3 separate regions of the Homo sapiens genome follow, and regions 2 and 3 are each linked to region 1. A link is a contact called in ENCODE Hi-C or POLR2A ChIA-PET data. All regions are on one chromosome and are shown on one strand. Each heading gives the region's core, a stretch centred on a gene start or an enhancer-like site at or near the end of the contact. The rest is flanking DNA. Distances are from core to core; before and after follow the strand shown.

Region 1 (4,035 bases), core at 159-2,658:
GCCGCCGCCGCCTCCCGACACACGCCCGCGCCCGCGCCCGCACCCGGGCCGGCGCGGCGCGGCACGGCGCGGGGCGAACGCCGCGACGGCGCGGGCTCCCGGCCCGGCCCGCGGCCCGCGCCCTCTCCCGCGCGGACGGCCGCCGCGGGCCCGCGCCGCCTCGCTTCCCAAAGCACTTTCCTGCCTCGGGCAGAAATAAACCGGAGGGTTTATTTTTGTGCAACTTTCCCAAAATGGCGGAAATTGGAGCTGATCTATATGAAATTCTCACACACTCGGTTGGGAAGAGGGAGGCGGCGAGGAAGCCACGCAAACTCTCGGCCGCCGAGCCCCGCCGCGGGTCCGTGTGTGTGCGTGCGTGTGAGTGTGCGTGTGCGCGGTGGGAGTCGGGCAGGCCTTTCCGCCGCGCACACACACAGCACACGCCGGGGAGACGCGCCTGCACATTCAACCAGTCCATTCTCCGCAGCCCGAAAGGGGAGAAAGTGGCCCGGCCTCTTTTCCCACTGCCTCGGTCTCCCGTACTTGTACTTCTCGCGCTCGCCCGCCCGCTCGCTCGCTCTCCGGTGCGCGCCCGGCACAAAGGCCACACGGGCGGAGGGGGCCGCAGGGGCGGCGCGCGGGGCTCGCGCCTCCCGCCGCACCGATCCGCGGCCCCGGCCGCCCCCGCGCCCCCCGCCGGCGCCCCCCGCCTCGGCGGCCGCGCTCGCCGCCTGGGCTGCGGCTCCGCGGCGCCCACCCGGACACGCACCCCGGTGGAGCCCGGCGCCGCCGCGCTCCCCCACCCCGCGCCCGGTGTCACGAAAGCGACCAAAGTGACAAGCTCGGGGGGCGCGGGGGAGGGGGCCACACGCATCCCGCCGCCTGCGCGCCAGCCTGAGCCCAACGCGGCCGCCTCGCCCCGGCTCCCTTCCGCACGGCCCCCCACACCCTTCCCCGTGTGCGCGCAAAGAAAAAAATACAAGTCTCTCCTCCCCCCATTTTTTCCTTTCTCTTTTCTCTCTCTTTTGTTCCTCTTTCACACTCGCACTCACTACTTCAGAGTGAGATGCCCAGAGACTCCCCCTCCAGCCGTTTCCGAGTCACTTGCCCACTTTTTTCCCCGGGATTAAGTTTTCTCCTCTTTCCCAGAGGCGCAGAGAAGTGGGGGAGAAACCCCTTCTGTCCCTCCCCTCCCCTGATCTGTTTCACAAGACGAGGGTGCGCTTCCTTCCCTCTATAGGGCTCTTAACTTTCATCCTCACCCAGAAAAATAAATGAATGGCTTTTGCACGGACAAATCTTCAGATTAATTAGAGATTAGATCCGATCAACCGCTTCTTACCCCCAAATTTTCTCTTTTTTTTTTCTCCGTCTCACGAGTAGTCCTGACAAATGGTCCAGGGCTGCGGGCGCAATGCGCATGTGCGCGTAGAGTCAGGGCTGGGGAGAGGGGAAACTGCGCTGGTGCCGGTGCCGCCGCCGCCGCCGCCGCTGCCGGGGAGGCTCGCTCTGGCTTCCCTGTTACTGCTGCTGCGCCTTCGCCGCTGGAAAGCAGCAATAAAGCCGGGTGGCAAATGCAGCTGCCCGCAGATCCTGTTTCAGGTGCATCTTTTCAATAGCCCGGTCACCGCCTCAGAGCTGGTTCAAGAACAGTCCAAACAAATAGGAAACACTGCTAAGGTTCCAGATTTCTTTGTCTATTTTTCACTTTACTTTTTTTAAAGGCAATTCTCAGAGCAGCGAATCCACCATGTGCTGTGAAATGTATGCATTCAGCCATTAAAGAGTGGGCCTTAGTCTTGCACAAACACTGCCCAAAGGCTAAATACATGCTACAGGTCATGAAAAGTAACAAAGTTGTAAGCTTTGGGAGAGTACAATCTCCCTCTCTTTGATGGCTGGAACAATGCATAATAAAGAAAGTGTGCATATAAAACTTGTGCCTTCTTTCCGCTTCCTAAGTGCGGATCTTTATTGACAGCTCCAACATGTTAGGCCTCTGTCGAGTAATAGGCTGAGATTCCTACAGTAACTTAGAACACTGTGAAAGTCCCTTGGCAATAAGCAGGTCCAGGACTACCCTCTTAAGGTATTCAGTCAAGATGGCTGAGCGGTCCTAAATGGCAAAACCTGTCTTTGTTAAAGCGTCAAAACTAGATCAAGAGAGTATTACATTTCAGTATTGACAGCTTTCGGCGCATTGACTGCGGGCCGCCGTTTGGACAGCTTCACTGGTCTTTTCCACTTAATAGGAGTACTTACAAAATAATTCGAGTAATTAAAGTTTTGATAAACATTTTGATGTCAATAGCAGAGTTTGCTGTGTGAAAAAAAAAAGCATGTGTGATTTTAGGAATGAGGGAAGCATGTCTTAGATTTTGCGGGGGGGGGGAGGTAAAAGGAAGTTCCCATCCCCAGAGTAGACTATTTTGCATCTAATAAAGGGTAAAGGAGGCCCTTTTCTGAAACTGCTGCCTGAGGCCTAGAATTTAAATATATCACAGATGGAAGTTCTATATTAAAAATCCTTCTCCAGTGTAGGGAATATTATTCTTGATTGAATTTTTTCACTTAAGGAATGTTTCTTGAACCAGTTTCAGAACATAAACTCTTAAATTCTTTCCTTAGGACCATGAAATTACCCTATAGAAGCAGACCACCCGATATATCTAATGTTGGTGTAGTGACCAAATTCTCCAAACCAAAAATCAGGCCATATGCCTTAACATGTACTCCAGAACAAACGGACAAATCCTGTGAAGCTGAAATGAACTTATAAAATGCTTCATACGTTGAACAGCCGTTGGCTGAGGGGTGTGAAGTAGAGAAGGCTGGGTAGTGAGAGCTGTAGATGATCTCAAACCACCAGTTCACTATTGATTTCACCCACCACATTCAACCCTTTTCAGAGCTGTTCCCAAACAGCTTAATTAACTGATCTGAATTTCAGCTTCTCTCCTTTTCTCTCTAGCCCTTGAATAATAAGCAGTGAAATGGCCAAAGGCAAACTGCAGGAGAAGGAAAGAAAGGGCATGAGCTATGTACAAAACTAAGACCTTGCCCCCATGGAAACTAAATTAATTTTAGATTCCTCTTTCTGAAAAATCAATTTTAGATTCCTTCTCTCAAGATAATTTCTAGATGATATTTCTGTTGTACTTATGTTTTCAGTGATACTGGTTCAACAGTCTATAAATGTGTATTAATGGCCTACCTGTGCTAAGTGCTCTGCAAGGTGCTGGGGATAAACAGGTGACCAAAACTAGGCCCCAGCTACAAGAAATTCAGCCTGGTGGAGAGACAGTGTAGTAAATTGGGCATTATGTTACAGTAATGTTATATGGAAAATGTTATAGCAGAGGTATGTAGAGCAAACACAGTTGAGCACCAGTGGCAATAAGGAAAGGCTTTACATTAGAAGTGATGGCTAAGCTGATTCTTGAAGGACAAACATCCAGGGTACATGATGCCATTCTTCTTCCCAGAAGGTGTCTGGGAACATGAACCAATCAGAGAAGTCCTGAGTAAAGGTCCGAGTGTTTCAAGAGCAAGGCTTGCCTAGAAAGTGTACTGACAGAGGTTCACTAACAGAAATAAGGATGACTTGAGGCTCTCTATGATACACTCTTTCTCCTCCGGAGATCATTATTAAAACCTCATCTCAATTTTTCTCAAGATGTGGTTCAGGATAGTAAAGATTTTGAAAGTACTCACTTGTAGGAATAATGACTTTAAAGGCTGCTGTCAAAGTTTTCTACAAAGAATCCTTTGGTGCCACTATCTAAAACAGAGGTAAAATACATTATTAGAAGCTAGGTAACATGATTTTATTCTTCGCATAAATGTGTACTATTTACCAGACCTTTCTCCGTCTGTTCACTAAATAGTAATATACTAGCAGAGGCTTCTTTGCCATCCCTTCCACCTTCCACCATTCACTCACTTGTTAATGATTCATGATGAATGCCTTCTTTCCGGCATCACTTAATCTCATCATCCTCTACCACTCTCCCACCTTCCCATCCCACCCTCCTCCACCCTGCCACATGTAAA
Region 2 (3,900 bases), core at 441-2,940, 200 kb before region 1:
TCTCAAAAATAATAATAATAATAATAATAATAATAATAATAATAATAAATAAATAGAGTGCTTTTGCATAAACAAAAGTTTGAACATTCTGGCCCGTCCTCACATGAACCTAGGGCTGGCAGAAGCATGAGCATTTGTCACTCATGAGAAACACAGGGTCCTATGCCTTTTTGTGTCTCCACACCTCCCATCTGTGCTTTGCTTTTGATACGGGAGGCGGGCAGGGAAGTGCTGGGTAGAGAAGAATGGGGTCCCTGGCTAGGGCTCCACCCTCAGGCCTGTACCCATGGACGTAAGTGAGAACAGGCACTCCTGTTTTCACGCCCAAATGTTGCATTTTCCAAAAGCACTCTGGCCCGCCACACCCCCATCCTCTGCCTATAAAAACCCTGAGACCCTAGCGGGCACAGACACAAGCGGCTGGACATCAAGAGGAACACACTGGCAGAATACACTGACAGACTGGCAGGACATCAACAGCAGTATGATGTGGACCACGTAGAATTTGCCTGGGGGTGGTTGGAGGAGAGTCAGGCCACTGAGCGGCCTGACTCCAGGGGAAGACCGCCTTCCCATTCCATTCCCCTTGTGGATCCCATCCATCTGCTGAGAGCTACTTCCACCAGTCAATAAAACTGTGCACCCATTCTCCAAGCCTACATGTGATTCAATTTTTCTGGTACATTAAGGCAAGAACCTTGGGATACAGAAAGCCCTCTGTCCTTGCGATAAGGCAGAGGATCTAATTGAGCTGATTAACACAAGCCACCTGCGGATGGCTAAGCTGAAAGACTGCACTGTAACACACTCCCACTGGGGCTTCTGGAGCTGTAAACACTCAACCCTAGGTGCTGCCATGGGGTAGGAGCCCATGCTCCCCATGACCTGCCCGTCTGCATGCTCCCTCTAGGGGTTTGAGCTGCAGGGTACTGAAGAAGCGAGTCACACCCATCGCACGCCCTGCAAGGGTGTTTCCAAGTTTCACTTTGAGTCACACTGCATTAAGAAGATCCACTACCTTGCATCCCCTTCTTCCTGAAGAGGCCTACAAAGTCAGACCAGCACTTAGTGTTAACAGATCAAGAGAGCCCAGCTTGACTCTACCAGCTGAGCAATATAGGTGGATACAGAAGTCACCTTTCATGTGTTCTAACAAATGAGTAACTCCAAAAAAATAGTTGTAATATTTTAATAATGTAAGTTCTTGCCACTACTCAGAGCTATAAAATGTTCAGCTATCACCTGCACTATCACGTACACACTGAGCTATGTAACGAGAATTACATTCAGCCAATGTCTGCTAAATAAAGGTTTGTGCATTTTAGTTCAATGATGTAGCTACAAAGAAAATGAAGCCTCAAGACACTAGAACCTTCTGAGATGCAAAGCTTTGAGTCCTTGACTTTGAATTCAATGTCTAAATTCTAATACATTATTATTATATCTGCCTTAAGATTGATATAGGAAATTTTTTTTCTAGTTAGTGTTATTTCTTCTAGGAGCTTAAAAAAGGTAACTAAGGAAGAATTAAATGTTCCAAAGATATATTATGGTAAACATGTATGTACATACATGGGTATTTGTCACACTTGTCAGAATCTTCTTCCTTTGAGAGGTGCAAACGTTAGCTGTCTGAGATCCACCCTGTTTCAAACTTACCTTATGCTTCCTGTGTACTGTGAGGCTCCCAGTCTTGCTGTCTTTCAATGGGGCAGCCACTGCTCAGTTGCTGCCATTCAGAAATATGAACCCAGTATCACCAGAACTTTTGATTTTTCAAGAGAAACCAAGATTCCAGATTTGTAGGTGATATCTTCCATTTTTCAGATAAAACAAAGGAACCAGAACCACATCCACTGATCGGATTTGCCTGGGGAGGAGGGGTGCTCTCTCCTTTGATCTTCTCTTCTGGAAGAGATGGACCAAAAGCCTCTCCAGCAATAATCCGTAAATATCACTTTTTACCTTTTCTCTATAAAACTCTAACTTTTCTGATATTAAGATAAAATTCTTTCATTGAGAAAAATTTAAGAGTGGCAGATTACAAACAAAAAACATTAATTCCTCCAAACAGAGATTGCCACTTCTGCCTTCTAGTATATGCTTTCCCAGCCTTTGTGTAACCAAGCATTTCATTCTACTTTTATTTTATTCTTTCCACAAATCTGAATCATACTATTTTAAATTTATTTGCAGTTAACCATATCCATGACTGTTTCTCTCTACATAGTTATTTGTCTAGATACAATTTTTGATTACTACATAGTATTTTATTTTAAATATAAATTACTGTAATTCATTGGCCAATTCCTATTGCTGGAAATTTTATCTGTCCAATTTATTTGCTATTCGGACCATTGCTATGGCACACATCTTTGTGTTCATTTCTGTTAATGTCTTTAGGCACATTCTTAGAAATGCTATTTTGGGGTCAGAATGTAGAAATATTTTTAATGTTTTTGGCTTGCATTAGTACCCTTTAAAGTTGGATAGATTGGATTCAAATCACTTTTACCTTTACAAGCAAAGGAACCTTAGGCGAGTTACCCTGTAAACTCCAGGACTTTCAATTATAAAATGGGAATAATATGACAGGGCAAGTTGTGCCACTTTATACTCCCCTTAGCAGTGTGTAAGAGAACAACTGACCTTGCATTCTTGCTAATTTTCACCTTTTCCAATGGAATAAATGAAGATGGTATTTAATTATTTTTATTACAAATAATGTAGATTTTTCAGATACTGGTTTAAAATTTTGTTCAAGAGTTACCTATTCCTATTTTTTTCTATTGGTGTATTAATTTTTTAGTTGGTTTTATGGATTATAGAGTTGACCCTTGAACAACATGTGTTGGAACCTCTCAGGTCCACTTACATGCAGATTTTCTTCTGCCTCTGCCACCCCTGAGACAGCAAGACCAACTCTCCTCTTCCTCCTCCTCCTCCTCAGCCTACTCACTGCAAGACGACGAGTATGAAGATCTTTATGATGATCCACTTCCATGTAATAAATAGTAAATGTTTTCTCTTCCTTGTTATTTGCTTAATAACATTTTCTTTCCTCTAACTCATTTTATTGTAACAGTACTGTATATAATATATATAACATACAAAATATGTGTTAATTGTCTATGTTATCAGTTAAGATTCTGATCAATAGTAGGCTATTAGTAGTTAAGTTTGGGGGTAGTCAAAAGTTACTTGCAAATTTTCAACTGCATAGCAGAGTCAGCGTCCCAACCCCTGTGTCGTTCAAGGGTCCACTGTGATATATATGTGTACACATGCGTTTTTCCTTTTTAGTCAAATCTATCAATATTTTATTTTTATTATGTAATCTTAGATTATTTTAAACTCTTTTTAATTTTTCATATTTACATATTTAACTTATCTGAGGAATTTATTGTGTAGGTGTTATGAGGCATTATCCCAACAAAATATATTGACTAATCCCTTCTTTGTCACCAATTTTAAAGATCTTTTCACTGGCTGGGCGTGGTGGCTCATGCCTGTAATCCCAGCACTTTGGGAGGCCAAGGTGGGCAGATCACAAGGTCAGGAGATCGAGACCATCCTGGCTAACACAGTGAAACCCCGTCTCTACTAAAAACACAAAAAAATTAGCTGGGCGTGGTGGTGGGCACCCGTAGTCCCAGCTACTCGGGAGGTTGAGGCAGGAGAATGGCATGAACCCGGGAGGCGGAGCTTGCAGTGAGCCGAGATCGTGCCACTGCACTCCAGCCTGGGCAACAGAGCGAGACTGTCAAAAAAAAAAAAAGATATTTTCAGTACTTCCATATGAATGTTTCTGTTTCTAAGTTTCTATTCTGTTTCAATATCTGTTCTCTTTTCCTCCAGTACCATGCTGTTAATAGCATAACATTTTTTAACATCTGGAAG
Region 3 (4,046 bases), core at 477-2,976, 240 kb before region 1:
ACTGTTTCTTTAATAGTTTTACATTTAGGAGGCCTAATTACTTTTAAATTATACAACATTTCTTGCATGAATTTCCTTTTATAACCTTTTTTTTTTTCAATTACCTGGGAGGAACCATCCATCATCCTGTCCTGAAGGGAGTTCCTCTTAGGTCTGGTTGGACCTTTGTATGGTAATTAAGATTTAAATCCCTTGTTAGGAAACCTGCTGGGTTAAGGGAATTTCCTTTTTTTTTTTTCTAACAGAATAGCCCCATATTTTAAGATTTTTGAGTTAGTAAGCTACTTTTTTGCCTTTTTGATTTAGGATAGCTCTGAACTGAACTAGTGAGGTGTGCTCACAATGAGGTTTCCTCTAAAAGTTTTTTTTTTTCTTACTTTTTTTCTGTTAGCAAAGCAGTTGCCACTACAAATTGAATGCATTTGGGCCATCCACAGGTTACTGGGTCAAGGATTTTTGATAGGAAGGCCTCAGTGCTTTCGAGATATGCCCTTGTTTACACTGACAACAAAGTGGTATTGGAGTGTTATAGGCTTACGAAGAATACCTTCAATTATCAATTACAGGTTTTAAATTTACCTTGGCTTTTAAAGGAATAGGGTACACCATTTTTTTTTTCTTAACTACTTGTATATATCTCTCTTTGACTTTGTCTTTCTCTCTTTGACTTTCCTTTTGGCTCTGTCTCTTCCTCTCTTTCTCTGCCTCTCTCTTTCTCCTCTCTGTCTCTCTCTCTGTCTCTCTCTGCCTGGCTTATAATGCAGTTCTTTGAACCACTGTGGAGAGATCTAAAACCAGCTGTAACCAAGTGTCTATGTATGGGAACTGGTCTGGATGCCCGGGATTTACAGGTTACCTTGTGCCATACCTTTGAAACAAGGGACCTGTCCAGGCTTCCTTCTGATGGCCAACCCACCTCTAATGCTGGCTGGTCTATTTTACACAAAGTTTTAAGTTTTCCTGGTGTCATAGTACTACATAGTCTCCTTTAAATCCTTTTTGAAATTTTTCAACATAGTTCCTAGTAGGGTGAGCTTATTTGTGCCTGACCCATGCTTCTTCGAGACAAAACACCACGCTCACACCACACACACACCACAAAACAAAGAATGGGTAAAAAGGGCACACACACACTTTTGCAGTTTACACCAAATCAAAATCAAAACCAAAATCAGAGTATCCAGAAATCAAAACCAAAGTATCAAGCAATCCAAGTCAAGTCAAAAACAAAAACCAAAGTGCTGGTACAGGCACACCGTGGGTGATCAGGCCATGCTTCCACTCAAATGGAGTAGGCAAGTTCCCAAGACCGGTCCTGTCAAGCAATTCAAACCAAGTCAAAACCAAAACCAAAGTGCCGATAAAGGCACGCCGTGGGTGATCAGGCCACGCTTCCACTCAAATGGAGTAGGCAAGTTCCCAAGACCGGTCCTGTCAAGCAATTCAAACCAAGTCAAAACCAAAACCAAAACCAAAGTGCTGATAAAGGCACGCCGTGGGTGATCAGGCCACGCTTCCACTCAAATGGAGTAGGCAAGTTCCCAACACCGGTCCTGTCAAGCAATTCAAACCAAGTCAAAACCAAAACCAAAACCAAAGTGCCAATAAAGGCATGCTGTGGGTGATCAGGCCACACTTCCACTCAAATGGAGTGGGCAAGTTCCCAAGACCAGTCCTGTCAAGCAATTCAAACCGAGTCAAAACCAAAACCAAAACCAAACCAAAGTGCCGATAAAGGTACACCGTGGGTCATCAGACCACACTTCCACTCAAACAGAGTAGGCAAGTTCCAAAGACTAGTCTTACCAAGTTTCAGATGTCCAGACTCCAAGTACCAGTTCCTTCCCGGTGTTCAGCCACTGCGTTGATCCTCCACAGGGGGCTGCCACACACTGCTCTGGTGAGGCGTCTCACTGGGCAAATGCCTACCCGGGAGTGCTCTCAGGATCCGCATGGCTTGGGCTGGTTGGAGTCCCCTGCAGGGATGTTCCACAGGGCAGGCTTAAGTCACCTAAGGAGCTGCCTCGACCATTCGCCAATCACCTTGCTTCCCGGTCAGGGAACCAAGAAATGTAGCAGGGCCAGCTGCAGACAAAACTCCTCAGACACTGAGTTAAAGAAGGAAGGGGTTTATTCAGCCGGGAGCATTGGCAAGACTCCTGTCTCAAGAGCCAAGCTCCCCAAGTGAGCAATTCTTGTCCCTTTTAAGGGCTCACAACTCTATGGGGGTCCGTGAGAGAGGGTCGTGATCAACTGAGCAAGCAAGAGGTACGTGACAGGGGCTGCATGCACTGGTGGTCAGAGTGAAACAGAACAGACCAGGAAGTTTCACAATGTCTTTCTATACAATGTCTGGAATCTATAGATAACATCAGTTGCTAGGTCTGGGGTTGAATTTTAACCACCAGGCTTAGGTCAGGCAGGCCCAGGCCTGGTTTCAGGTCTGGTTCCTTGGTTTTGGGTCTGGTTCCTAGGCACCGGGCTACCTGCCTTTAGTTTCACTTCTCTTTCCTTTTCTGAGTATAAAACAATATGAGAGGGTCTGTCTCTATTCTCTCACTATATGTAGTCCATTGTTGAACAAAACATTATTATGCAGTATGTGACTGTATCTATGATATAGAAAGGACTCTAAGAACTCAATAGTTCAAAAGACTAATTAGAAAATGGCCAAAAAACTGAAGAATCCTTGTGATGATGTACTTATTCTTATCTTGACTGTGGTAGATACCTGAAACACGTGATAAAATTGCAGAGAACTAAATGCAGCACACAAATGAGCACAAGTAAAACAAAAAAAAATTGAACAATTTCAGTGGATTAAGTTAATGTCAATATCTTGTTTTTAGCATTGTACTAAAGTTTTGTGAGATGTTATCACTAGAGGAATCTGGGTAAAGGATAGGCAGGCTCTCTCTGTGTTACTTCCTATAACTTTGCACATGAGTGCACAGTTATCTCAAAATAAAAAGTTTTGTTAAAAAAAATACATTGAGTCCAGGTTTTGTGCTCCTCTGACCTGGCAGGCCTTTTCCTCTAAATCGGGTACTGAGACAATGGTAAAGGGCCTGTTTCTATTCACTGTATCTTTTGATCATTTATGTGTTTCTATGGTTTGAATGTTTGTCCCTTCCAAATCTCATGCTGAAATTTTATTCCCAATGTTGAAGATGGGGCCTAATGGGAGATGTTTGGATCATGGAGGCTGATCACTCATGAAAAATTAATATCCTCACTCAGGTGAGTGAGTTCTCACTGCATTCATTCCCAAGAGAACTGATTGTTAAAAAGAGCTCCACGCTCTTGCTTTCTCTCTCACCATGTGATCACTGCACACATCAGCTCCCCTTTGCCCTCTACAGTGAGTGGAAGGAGCCTCAGGCCCTCTCACCAGATGCAGATGCCCAATTTTGAACTTTCTAACCATCAGAATCATAAGCCAAATAAACCTTTTTTAAAAAATAAATTACTCAGCCTCAATATTCCTTTATAGCAGCATAAAACAGACTAAAACTTAAGGGTTTCTTTGCTCTGCTATTACTGGCTAAATAGAAAACCTTTGGGAAAGTAACCTAAGACTGAGATTTCTCCTTAATCCTCTCTCATCATGAACCTATAACCAACCTGTATGGGCTAGGCCAGCTCACCTCCTCTCTATTTCTCTTCTAACTTACTTCATATCTTTCCTTTGTTTCCACTGTAAAAGTCATAAAATGGTAGATCTCACTAATTGTTCCCACTTCCTCAGTTCCTGTTTACTCTTATTCAGTACTATTAATAATCTACTTGCTAAAATCACTAAAATCTCCCAAATTGCCCCAAATTTTAAAGAAATTTGAACTAAATGATAATCAAAAGGTAACATCAAATCTGTGGGATATAACCACAACAATCCCTAATTTAAAAAAATCTTCCCAAAATAAAATTCTAAAAGTATATTTATATAGAAATTCTAAAAAATGAAAGCTAATCTACAGTGAAAGAAAGTAGATGAGTGGTTGCTGGGTGATAAGGAGGTGAGAAGGTTCCAAATAGAAGGATTATGA

What was found. A loop is a pair of places that touch in the nucleus more often than their neighbours do. ChIA-PET counts read pairs that join two places held with the same protein, here RNA polymerase II (POLR2A). Pooled maps may share reads with other maps.
Region 2: a loop to region 1 is called in a map of naive thymus-derived CD4-positive, alpha-beta T cell, with 5 times the contacts of the local background. The contact joins the promoter of SAMD3 here to the promoter of L3MBTL3 in region 1. A Hi-C loop is called at or near these places in 1 of 168 maps with a recorded cell type or tissue (naive thymus-derived CD4-positive, alpha-beta T cell), 1 of 37 single-sample maps with no recorded cell type and 11 of 50 pooled maps. POLR2A ChIA-PET finds 5 or more read pairs at or near these places in 2 of 52 experiments (activated CD4-positive, alpha-beta T cell and activated CD4-positive, alpha-beta memory T cell).
Region 3: a map of B cell shows a loop between it and region 1 (2.6-fold over the local background). The contact joins the enhancer-like site here to the promoter of L3MBTL3 in region 1. A Hi-C loop is called at or near these places in 1 of 168 maps with a recorded cell type or tissue (B cell), 17 of 37 single-sample maps with no recorded cell type and 4 of 50 pooled maps. POLR2A ChIA-PET finds 5 or more read pairs at or near these places in 1 of 52 experiments (MCF 10A).

The regions. Positions count from the first base shown.
Region 1 is chr6:130,015,954-130,019,988 of GRCh38, reverse strand. It overlaps L3MBTL3 (L3MBTL histone methyl-lysine binding protein 3), which reads right to left and starts at 1,408. Exons shown (of 23, transcript NM_032438.4): 1 at 1,325-1,408. RefSeq lists a silencer at 799-928.
Region 2 is chr6:130,220,741-130,224,640 of GRCh38, reverse strand. It overlaps SAMD3 (sterile alpha motif domain containing 3), which reads left to right and starts at 1,690. Exons shown (of 12, transcript NM_001017373.4): 1 at 1,690-1,947. RefSeq lists an enhancer at 974-1,083.
Region 3 is chr6:130,258,636-130,262,681 of GRCh38, reverse strand. It overlaps a transcript of SAMD3 not described here. Among named protein-coding and RNA genes, the nearest start is that of SAMD3, 38 kb to the right of the region's middle. RefSeq lists enhancers at 1,840-1,959, 2,180-2,319. Within about 2 kb of position 1,726, at least 5 of the 41 ENCODE cell types and tissues checked have a DNase peak (open chromatin) inside an H3K27ac peak, as active enhancers do; they include B cell, where a contact is called at or near this core.